3 separate regions of the Homo sapiens genome follow, and regions 2 and 3 are each linked to region 1. A link is a contact called in ENCODE Hi-C data. All regions are on one chromosome and are shown on one strand. The core of a region is the stretch at or near the end of the contact, and the rest is flanking DNA. Distances in the headings are between cores, read along the strand shown.

Region 1 (2,641 bases), core at 59-2,558:
ACACAGATCCCCAAACAGTAACTAACGGGGCATAGATGCTCCAACTGCTGACACATTTTGGATCTCGCTGTTTGTTTGCTTATTTGGATTTGAGGGTTTTCTTCTTTATTTTTCTTTTTCCTTTGGGAGGGGTATGGAGAGGAGGGGAAGATGAGAGCGGAGGGCAGAGCGGGAGACCCACAAGTTGCCGAGCGGAGGGCGCAGCCCGGGAGGCAGGGAGGCGGCGGCCGCGCTCCTCTGGGCTCGGCCCGGCCTAGCTGCTCGCGCGGAGACGGAGCCGGCCCCTCCGCGACACATTCCGGGCCTGGCGCGAGCTCCGCGCTCCCCGCCCCCGGCCTCCTCCTCCTGCTCCTCGCCTCCTCCCCCTGCTCGCCGCCTTCCCTCCCCCTCCCCAGCCTCATTCCCTTCCTCGAGAGCAGCTGCTAGGGGACCTGCGGCGGCCCCGGGGATCCCCGGCCCCCCACCCTCGCTGCTGCTCCCGTCACACGGCAGCGCCTTCGCATCTGTTTGTTTCTTTTTCTTTTTCTCTTTTCTGTTTCTTTCTTCTTTTTTTTTTTTTTTTTGTCAGTGAGTCACTCTATTCGCCGAGCCGAGGAGGTGCGACTGCTCAGAGAGCCCGGCCGCCGCCAGAGCCTCTCGCTGCCGCAGCCGCCGCGGGGACAATGCGCGGGGCCCCGGGCGAGCGCTGCGCCCAGACGAGGTCCCCGCGGGCTCGCGGCCCAGGAGGCGGGCGGGCTGCGGAGAGGGGCCCTCGGCGGCGGAGGCGGCGGCGGCGGGAGCAGCGGCCCGGCGGCAGGTTCAATAAACAGAAAAGTGTTACCGTTCTCGCCTGGAAGGATCCTGCTGAAAGCTGGGCTTGGTGGGCGCCATCTTCCTGCTATTTTTTTTCCTCTCTTACTTTTTGCCTCTCTCCCCCCTCCCGGGTGGGGGGCGTGGGCGGGCGGGGGTGTGCGTGTGCGTGGGGTGGCGGGAGAGTGCGGCCGTGCGCGGCGCTCTGGGCTGCCCGGCGGGCGGTGGCCGGGGCCGGGGCCGTGGCCGTGGCCGTGGCGGCGGCGGCGGCGGCGGCGGCGGCCGTGCTGCTGAGGTGGGGAGGCTACGGAAAAGTAGTGGGGCCGGAGCCTCGCGGGCGGCCGGCCGTCCCCTCGCGCCGCCGGTGCTCCCAGCCGTGGGTCGCCGCTTCCGCCGCCGCCTGCGCCTTCTCCTCCCGCTGCTCGCCCGGCGCCGCCGCCGTCCATGCGCCGCAGAGCGCCCGCGGCCCGGGCCGCCCCGGCTCCCGAGGCATGCCCGGCGCGGAGACAGGCGACCGGCGGCGGCGGCGGAGGAGGAGGAGGGGGAGGCGGCGGCGGCGGCGGGGGGAGGCGGCCGCGCGGTCCCGCGGGCAGCCCGGCCCAGGGCCCCGCCGCCTCCGGGTTCTCACCCCCGCGCCGCCACCCGCCCCCGCCCCCGTCCCCCGTCACCCCTTTCTACCACCCGGAGCAGCCCGGTGGCAGGTGGGGCGCACACCCTCCCTGCGGGGGGCGCGGGGTCTAGGCCGGGAGGAGCGGGAAGGGGGAGGACACGCGGGGGGTTCCAGCTTGACCGCTGTGAAAGTATTTCTGGGCATTTTCCAGCTGCTTTGCTCCAGAGCGCTCTCTCGTACGCAGACACACACCTCCCCCCCCTTCTCTCTCTCTCTCTCTCTCTCTCTCTCTCTCTCTCTCAATTTCTCTCTCTCTCTCTCTCTCTCTCTTTCTCGTTGGGGGACTGGGAGGCTCGGCTGCCGGCGCAACAACGCCACTCAGTTGCAGTTTCAAACACTTCCCTTCTCTGGAGTATTGCAGCCAGGAGGAAAGAAAGAAACAGAAAAAGGAACTGGGAGGCCACAGGAGCGAGCTGGGGCAGGACACAGTCCCGGGAGCTCCTTGGGGGCAGCGGAAATCAATACGGATGGGGGGTGCGCTGGCCCAAGCAGATGGGCCCAAGAGCCCCGTGGGCGGTGCAGCAGCAGCACAAGCACCTTGTGGCTCTGGCGCTCTCAGCAGCGTTCCCAAAGCCGGAGCATCTGCATCAGTCACGGACGTACAGGAGTGCAGACCCCAGGGTTCACAGGTGAATCCCCGCGCGTTTAAACTCACATACAGAAGCCCCTCCCGACTCGGGTCCCGGGACTTGGGACCGGACTGCCACCCTCTGGGATCTAGCCCAGCCGCACCCCGGTTTGACAGTTCAGCAAGGCCTAGAGAAAGGCTGGCTACTCAGTGCAGGGCCCGGGCTAGAATCCTGTTACCTGGGTAGACCCTGGTCAGAGCGTTTTCTCCACTAAACCAATCAGAAGCGTGTGGACAGCTTTTTACGCAGAGACTTGGGTCAGTCATGTGTCAACCAGGCAAGTAGAAAGGACTCCCAAAGCATTTCCACTTTGAATGAATGAAAGCGCCTGATGGAAAACATCAGTCCTGTGTGAGGTTCTGCATTTGACTTTAAGCTTAAGAAAAAAATAAAGACCTGAAAAGGGGTCCTCCATTCGGTCTCTACGACTCCAGTAAAGTAGGGCTGGGAGTTGGAAACTTCCAAAGGAACACATAAATGTTTTTCGTGGTAGAGGTGTTTAATCTGCATGATGGTGTTTAAGTTCTCTTTGGAGTACACTCTACAGGTAGGA
Region 2 (2,641 bases), core at 70-2,569, 3.7 Mb before region 1:
CGGGGTCTCTCTGCTTGTAGGTCCGGATGTGTTTCACCACGGTGGGGGTAGTGACCCGGGGCTTGCTGCCCCCGATGGCTCCTGGCAAGATCGAGCCCGTCTCGTTGTATCGCGCCAGGATCTTGCTGACGCAGCCGTGCGAGACCCGTAGCTGGCGGCTGATGTCACACGGTCGGATGCCCAGTTGGGCCAGTTCCACGATGCGAAGCCGGATGGCGTTGGGCAGCGGCCTCCCGTTCACGAACACTCCTCCCAGCTGGTTCACCTCCCCGAAGGCTGGCTCTGCAAAATGAACACACAGCGCGCAGGGACGCGCACCCGCTGCTTGGGACAGCTGCCTGCCACTGGGCCTCCCTACGCATCCGGGGACTGGGCGAACGCACCCGTCCCCTACTAACTACTGGGGCTGTCCCCAAACCATATGGTCCCTGAACATAGCCGAACGGCCCCAAACCGTCACTGTCCAATCGGACCCCCTCCCTCATTCCTGCCGTGCCGGAGGCCCCTACGGCCAAGTAAAGTGGTGAGATGCCGGGCCTCTCCGAGCGTTCAAAAGTCTCCCGAAGCAGGGGGAGAAATCGGTCTTGACGCCTGAACGTGCTCCTTCTCGCCTGCTCCTCACTAAAGTCCTTGAGCCGCTCCCTCTCTCCACCCATCCCATCCCCAGCGTTCCTTCTGGAGACCCGGCCAGTTAAACAAAGTCTAGGGGAAGCTAGAGGGTGTTTTATTTGTTGTTGTTTGTTTTCTTTTCTTTTCTTTTCCTGTTTTGTTTGCATGTGTGCGCGCGTGTGAAACAAAACTTGGTTTGCTACTCGGGCTGAGGGGCTCGCTGATGCCACAGCTCCCTTCTCTTAAAATCAGAAAATGGCATCAACAGCCACCCAGTAGCCAGCGTTCACATTGAACTGCTGTGCGCCGCTGACCCTTAGCGTGTTCCTACAACTTGTAGGAACACGAGCAAAGTCAATAGAGAATGTGAGCGCCTAGTGGCGCGCGCCCTCGCGCTCCCTCCCTCCCTCCCTCCCTTGCCCGCTCGCTCCCTCCCTCCCTTCCCGGCTCTGACAGAGTCCCCCGCCGCCACTCACCCATTGCTCCGAGCAGTACACCAACCCGGCCCCAGTTCCGCACTCCCAGACAGAAACTTTCCGCACCGCCTCAGTGGCCCGGCCTGTTGCTATCCCGGCCGACCGCCGGCGCCTCCGCTTCTTCCCAGGAGGAGGAGGCGAGAGGGCAAAAGGAAGAAGTAAAAGGAAGTCTGTGCCCCGATGAAAGAGGCTTGAGTTCTGCATTTCAATCTAAGCAGCAACGTGGGCTGGGCTGAGCAGGGCAGGGCGGCTCCGTCTATCACTCACTGGGGACACGCCCTAAAAGGGGCGGGTCCGAGGGCAAGCTGCATGGTGATTGGTGCGGGTCGGTGAGCGACAGCGCAGTCCAGGAAACTCCTTCCGCTGTCTCTTTCAGGCTAGCTCCCCACCTGGGTGACTAAATACAATGAAAATGGGTGTTTGACATCTTCCCAGAAGCGGCACAAAAAGACAGCAAAATCAGGCTGGTAAAATGCTGAATAAACAAATGAAAGCGTTTGGTCTGAATGTGAATGACTCGAAGGGAGAAGGGGCCCGAGGAGACCTCCTCCGGGGAACGATGGACATCTCAGAATTGAAGTTAAGGCTATAGGTGGGAGGCGGGCGCCACCGTGCACAGGGGTGAGGGAGTTGTCTTAGCAAAATCTGTCATGCGGGCCTCTGGGGACTGTCAGGAGAGGATCTGTGTCACCTGCCGATTCTACCTCACTTCAGTCCATGCCAGGTGGCGAGAGCGCAGGTGTGAGAAGATAGGCCGGCCAAAGAAACCAGGAGGTTGCGGGGAGCCCGAGCCACAGGTGGGGGCCACTGTTAAGGCCAGGGAGGTTCCTCCTACCGCCAGCTTCCTGCGGCGACCCCCCAGTCCAGGTGGACCGGCCAACCACTAGCCACACAGGCTCGAGGCACGGGCCACGCCGTGTGCGGGGAACTGAACCACAGGCGGCTAACGCTAGCGCACAGCCCCAAGTCGACCAATTGCCAGTGCGTGGGGCACTCACTACGGAGCCCAAGGCTCTGCCACATTCAGCCACTGTCCTGGGCCCCTGGCCCTCGGTGGCAGCGTTTGTGAGGGTTCTCCAAACCAGCGAGCCCTCTCGAAAGAGTTTTGTTTAAATATGAAAGAGACTTAGTCCCAAGACAGTGGACACCGACGCTGCACATGGATGTAATTCCCTCGTCTTCCATTAAGCTCCAGAGGCCCTGTCGTTCTGCCTACTTCTGAATTTTCACTTTTATTCACTGTAAGTCTAATCTAAAGTGTACCGTATGCTTTTTTGCAGCCAAAGTTATTAATATTTGCAGTTAGGGTTGTGGAGAATGTGAATCAAAATAATAAACAAGAAGAGAAATATTTTCGTGAATTTGGGAGTTTGTACTGCTTGGGGTCGTGAACTCTGTTACTGCTACTTGACAATCCAGAAGGCTCCTTGTGCACACAGGATTCAGGCTGCTTCCCCAACAGTCCCCAGGGATGTGTGTGGCTGCGGTCTACACCCAGAGAAGCTGACTGGTCCCAGATCTCAGGTCAGTAAGTTGCAAGAACCCAGGAAAAAACT
Region 3 (2,641 bases), core at 142-2,641, 3.6 Mb before region 1:
GAAAACAGCGTGGCTCTGGGCTCGGGTGCTGGGGCTGTGATGTCCTCGGAAAGTCAGCTCCAGCCCCAGATCCCCGCGTGTCTGGGAGATGGGCGAGGGTCAGGGACACCAGGTTTGTTCGAGGTGGGGCAACTTCAGTGACGGACCCTCCCGTGAGACCCCTTCCCATCCTCCCAGCTCTGGGGGCCAGTGCTGTGTTTGCTCGGCCGGGGGTGGGGGGGGGGGGGGAAGACCTTGGGGGAGGCGTGTTAGCGGGGGTGGCCCACTGAAAAACCCCTGAGCTGCGGGGGCGGGTTGTGGCTCGGGGATCCGGGACAGCCTCCGGGAGGCAGTCGATCCCCTACTCAGCGCCCCCTCCGCCCGCTCGGATTCTCTCCGGTAGGGGGAAAGGGGGCGGGGAGCAGAGGTGTCCCTCTGACGGCGGCAGAAGAGAGGCAGACAGACTGACAGACACGTAGACCAACAGTGCGGCCCCAGGGTTCGTCCCCAGACTCGCTCGCTCATTTGTTGGCGACTGGGGCTCAGCGCAGCGAAGCCCGATGTGGTCCGGAGGCAGTGGGAAGGCGCGGGGCTGGGAGGCCGCGGCGGGAGGGAGGAGCAGCCCCGGCAGGCTCAGGTGAAACCCCCACCCTGTCCCTCAGCCCCCTCCTCCTAAAGACCTGTCCGTGCCCGGGGAACCCCGACCGAATTGGAAAGTGGTTCCACTTTGTAACTCCGCAAGTTGGTTGCAAAGCAGCATTCACCTTCCTTCCTCTCAACCATCTCTCCTCCTCTGTTACTCCCCCACCCCACCTCCTGCCCTCCCCGCTCTCGGTTCCCTCCTCCTTCCCCTCCCCTCCACCTCCTCCCCGCGCTCCGCTGGTACCCCACAAAAAATGGGGGTGGGGGTGTCCAAGGGAGGGGGGAAATGCTTTGGGTCTCGTCTCTGCCTCTCTCTCTCTCTCTTTGAGACCTAAAAATCCTGACAAGTGAAACTTAAAGGTGTTTACCTTGTCATCAGCATGTAAGCTAATTATCTCGGGCAAGATGTAGGCTTCTATTGTCTTGTTGCTTTAGCGCTTACGCCCCGCCTCTGGTGGCTGCCTAAAACCTGGCGCCGGGCTAAAACAAACGCGAGGCAGCCCCCGAGCCTCCACTCAAGCCAATTAAGGAGGACTCGGTCCACTCCGTTACGTGTACATCCAACAAGATCGGCGTTAAGGTAACACCAGAATATTTGGCAAAGGGAGAAAAAAAAAGCAGCGAGGCTTCGCCTTCCCCCTCTCCCTTTTTTTTCCTCCTCTTCCTTCCTCCTCCAGCCGCCGCCGAATCATGTCGATGAGTCCAAAGCACACGACTCCGTTCTCAGTGTCTGACATCTTGAGTCCCCTGGAGGAAAGCTACAAGAAAGTGGGCATGGAGGGCGGCGGCCTCGGGGCTCCGCTGGCGGCGTACAGGCAGGGCCAGGCGGCACCGCCAACAGCGGCCATGCAGCAGCACGCCGTGGGGCACCACGGCGCCGTCACCGCCGCCTACCACATGACGGCGGCGGGGGTGCCCCAGCTCTCGCACTCCGCCGTGGGGGGCTACTGCAACGGCAACCTGGGCAACATGAGCGAGCTGCCGCCGTACCAGGACACCATGAGGAACAGCGCCTCTGGCCCCGGATGGTACGGCGCCAACCCAGACCCGCGCTTCCCCGCCAGTAAGTGAGGCCGCCCCACTGCGGGGCCGCGGGCTGAGCTCAGGAGGTGCGGCGAGAGCCGTCCAGAAGGCGCGGCGCCGGCAGGCTGCGCGCTGGGCATCAGGGAGGGCGGCCCGGCAGCGGCGCCAGGGACTTGGGTGCGGGAGCTGGGGATGCTTCCCCCTGCTCGGCTGGGGGTCCAAGAACAGGCACTTGGTAGCGCTGGGGTCCTGCGGTCAGATGCGGGTACTCGGCGTCTCCTAGGCGCGGTGGACTGGCAGCTCTGCTCGGCGCAGAAGACCTCGGGGAGCCAAGGGAAGCGACCCCGAGCTCAAGGAGCAGGGGCGAGCAGAGCGCGGAGAGGCTAGACCGGGCCAGGAGGGAGGCTGCCCTGTTGGGAGGCACTCGAGCGCCCGGCCCGGCCCTCTCTCCAGCGGAGTCTGGGCAGGTGGGAGGACTCGCAGTTCCAGAGGGGACTCTAAGGGTCCGAGCAGGTGCCCTCACTGGGGCCTGACAGGAGAGAAGCCAAGAGGCAAAGCGTCTGGGGGCTCCAGCTTTTGGAAGTCAACACCCCCTCTCCTAACCTCTCCAAACTGGGGTCTACCGTAGGACCCCAGCTCCCGGCCTGAGCCCAGTTCGCCGCCTGTGGCCAGCTAATCCTAATGCTCTGACCCGGGCTGGGCACGAAAGGAGCAGAAGCGGCCTTTCCCCCACTGCGTCTTTTGGTTCGAAAGAGGGAACTGAGACTGAGGGAGGGCAGCCAGGGTTGGGGCTGTGAGCGCTCCAGTACAGCCCCCTCGACGGTACGGCCTGGGGCAGGCGCTGGCAGTTCCCCGCGGATGGGCCTCTTGGGCCCCAGCGCTAGGCTGCCTGGGTCAGGAGGGCGCCGTCGGTTGGGGCGGGCCGGGCGGGCCAATGGCGCGGAAAACAGGGGTGGCCTGGCTCGGCCTGGCCCCGGCCGACGCTGTGCGTTTGTCG

Evidence for each region. Hi-C counts contacts between places; a loop is a spot of excess contacts on that map. Pooled maps may share reads with other maps.
Region 2: a pooled map shows a loop between it and region 1 (19-fold over the local background). The contact joins the promoter of PAX9 here to the promoter of NPAS3 in region 1. A Hi-C loop is called at or near these places in 4 of 37 single-sample maps with no recorded cell type and 9 of 50 pooled maps.
Region 3: a loop to region 1 is called in a pooled map, with 17 times the contacts of the local background. The contact joins the promoter of NKX2-1-AS1 here to the promoter of NPAS3 in region 1. A Hi-C loop is called at or near these places in 1 of 168 maps with a recorded cell type or tissue (naive thymus-derived CD4-positive, alpha-beta T cell), 3 of 37 single-sample maps with no recorded cell type and 9 of 50 pooled maps.

What each region holds. Positions count from the first base shown.
Region 1 is chr14:32,937,546-32,940,186 of GRCh38, reverse strand. NPAS3 (neuronal PAS domain protein 3) reads right to left here and starts at 1,308. Exons shown (of 12, transcript NM_001164749.2): 1 at 821-1,308. The coding sequence starts at 870.
Region 2 is chr14:36,660,538-36,663,178 of GRCh38, reverse strand. It overlaps PAX9 (paired box 9), which reads right to left and starts at 1,319. Exons shown (of 4, transcript NM_001372076.1): 1 at 1,086-1,319; 2 at 1-282. The coding sequence starts at 1,089. RefSeq lists enhancers at 1-339, 340-851, a cis regulatory region at 1,616-2,128 and a promoter at 1,388-2,585.
Region 3 is chr14:36,518,028-36,520,668 of GRCh38, reverse strand. It overlaps NKX2-1-AS1 (NKX2-1 antisense RNA 1), which reads right to left and starts at 1,391. Exons shown (of 2, transcript NR_103710.1): 1 at 990-1,391. NKX2-1 (NK2 homeobox 1) reads left to right here and starts at 437. Exons shown (of 3, transcript NM_001079668.3): 1 at 437-616; 2 at 1,299-1,684. The coding sequence starts at 540. SFTA3 (surfactant associated 3) reads left to right here and starts at 1,113. Exons shown (of 5, transcript NR_161365.1): 1 at 1,113-1,201. RefSeq lists enhancers at 1-21, 22-1,021, 2,180-2,641.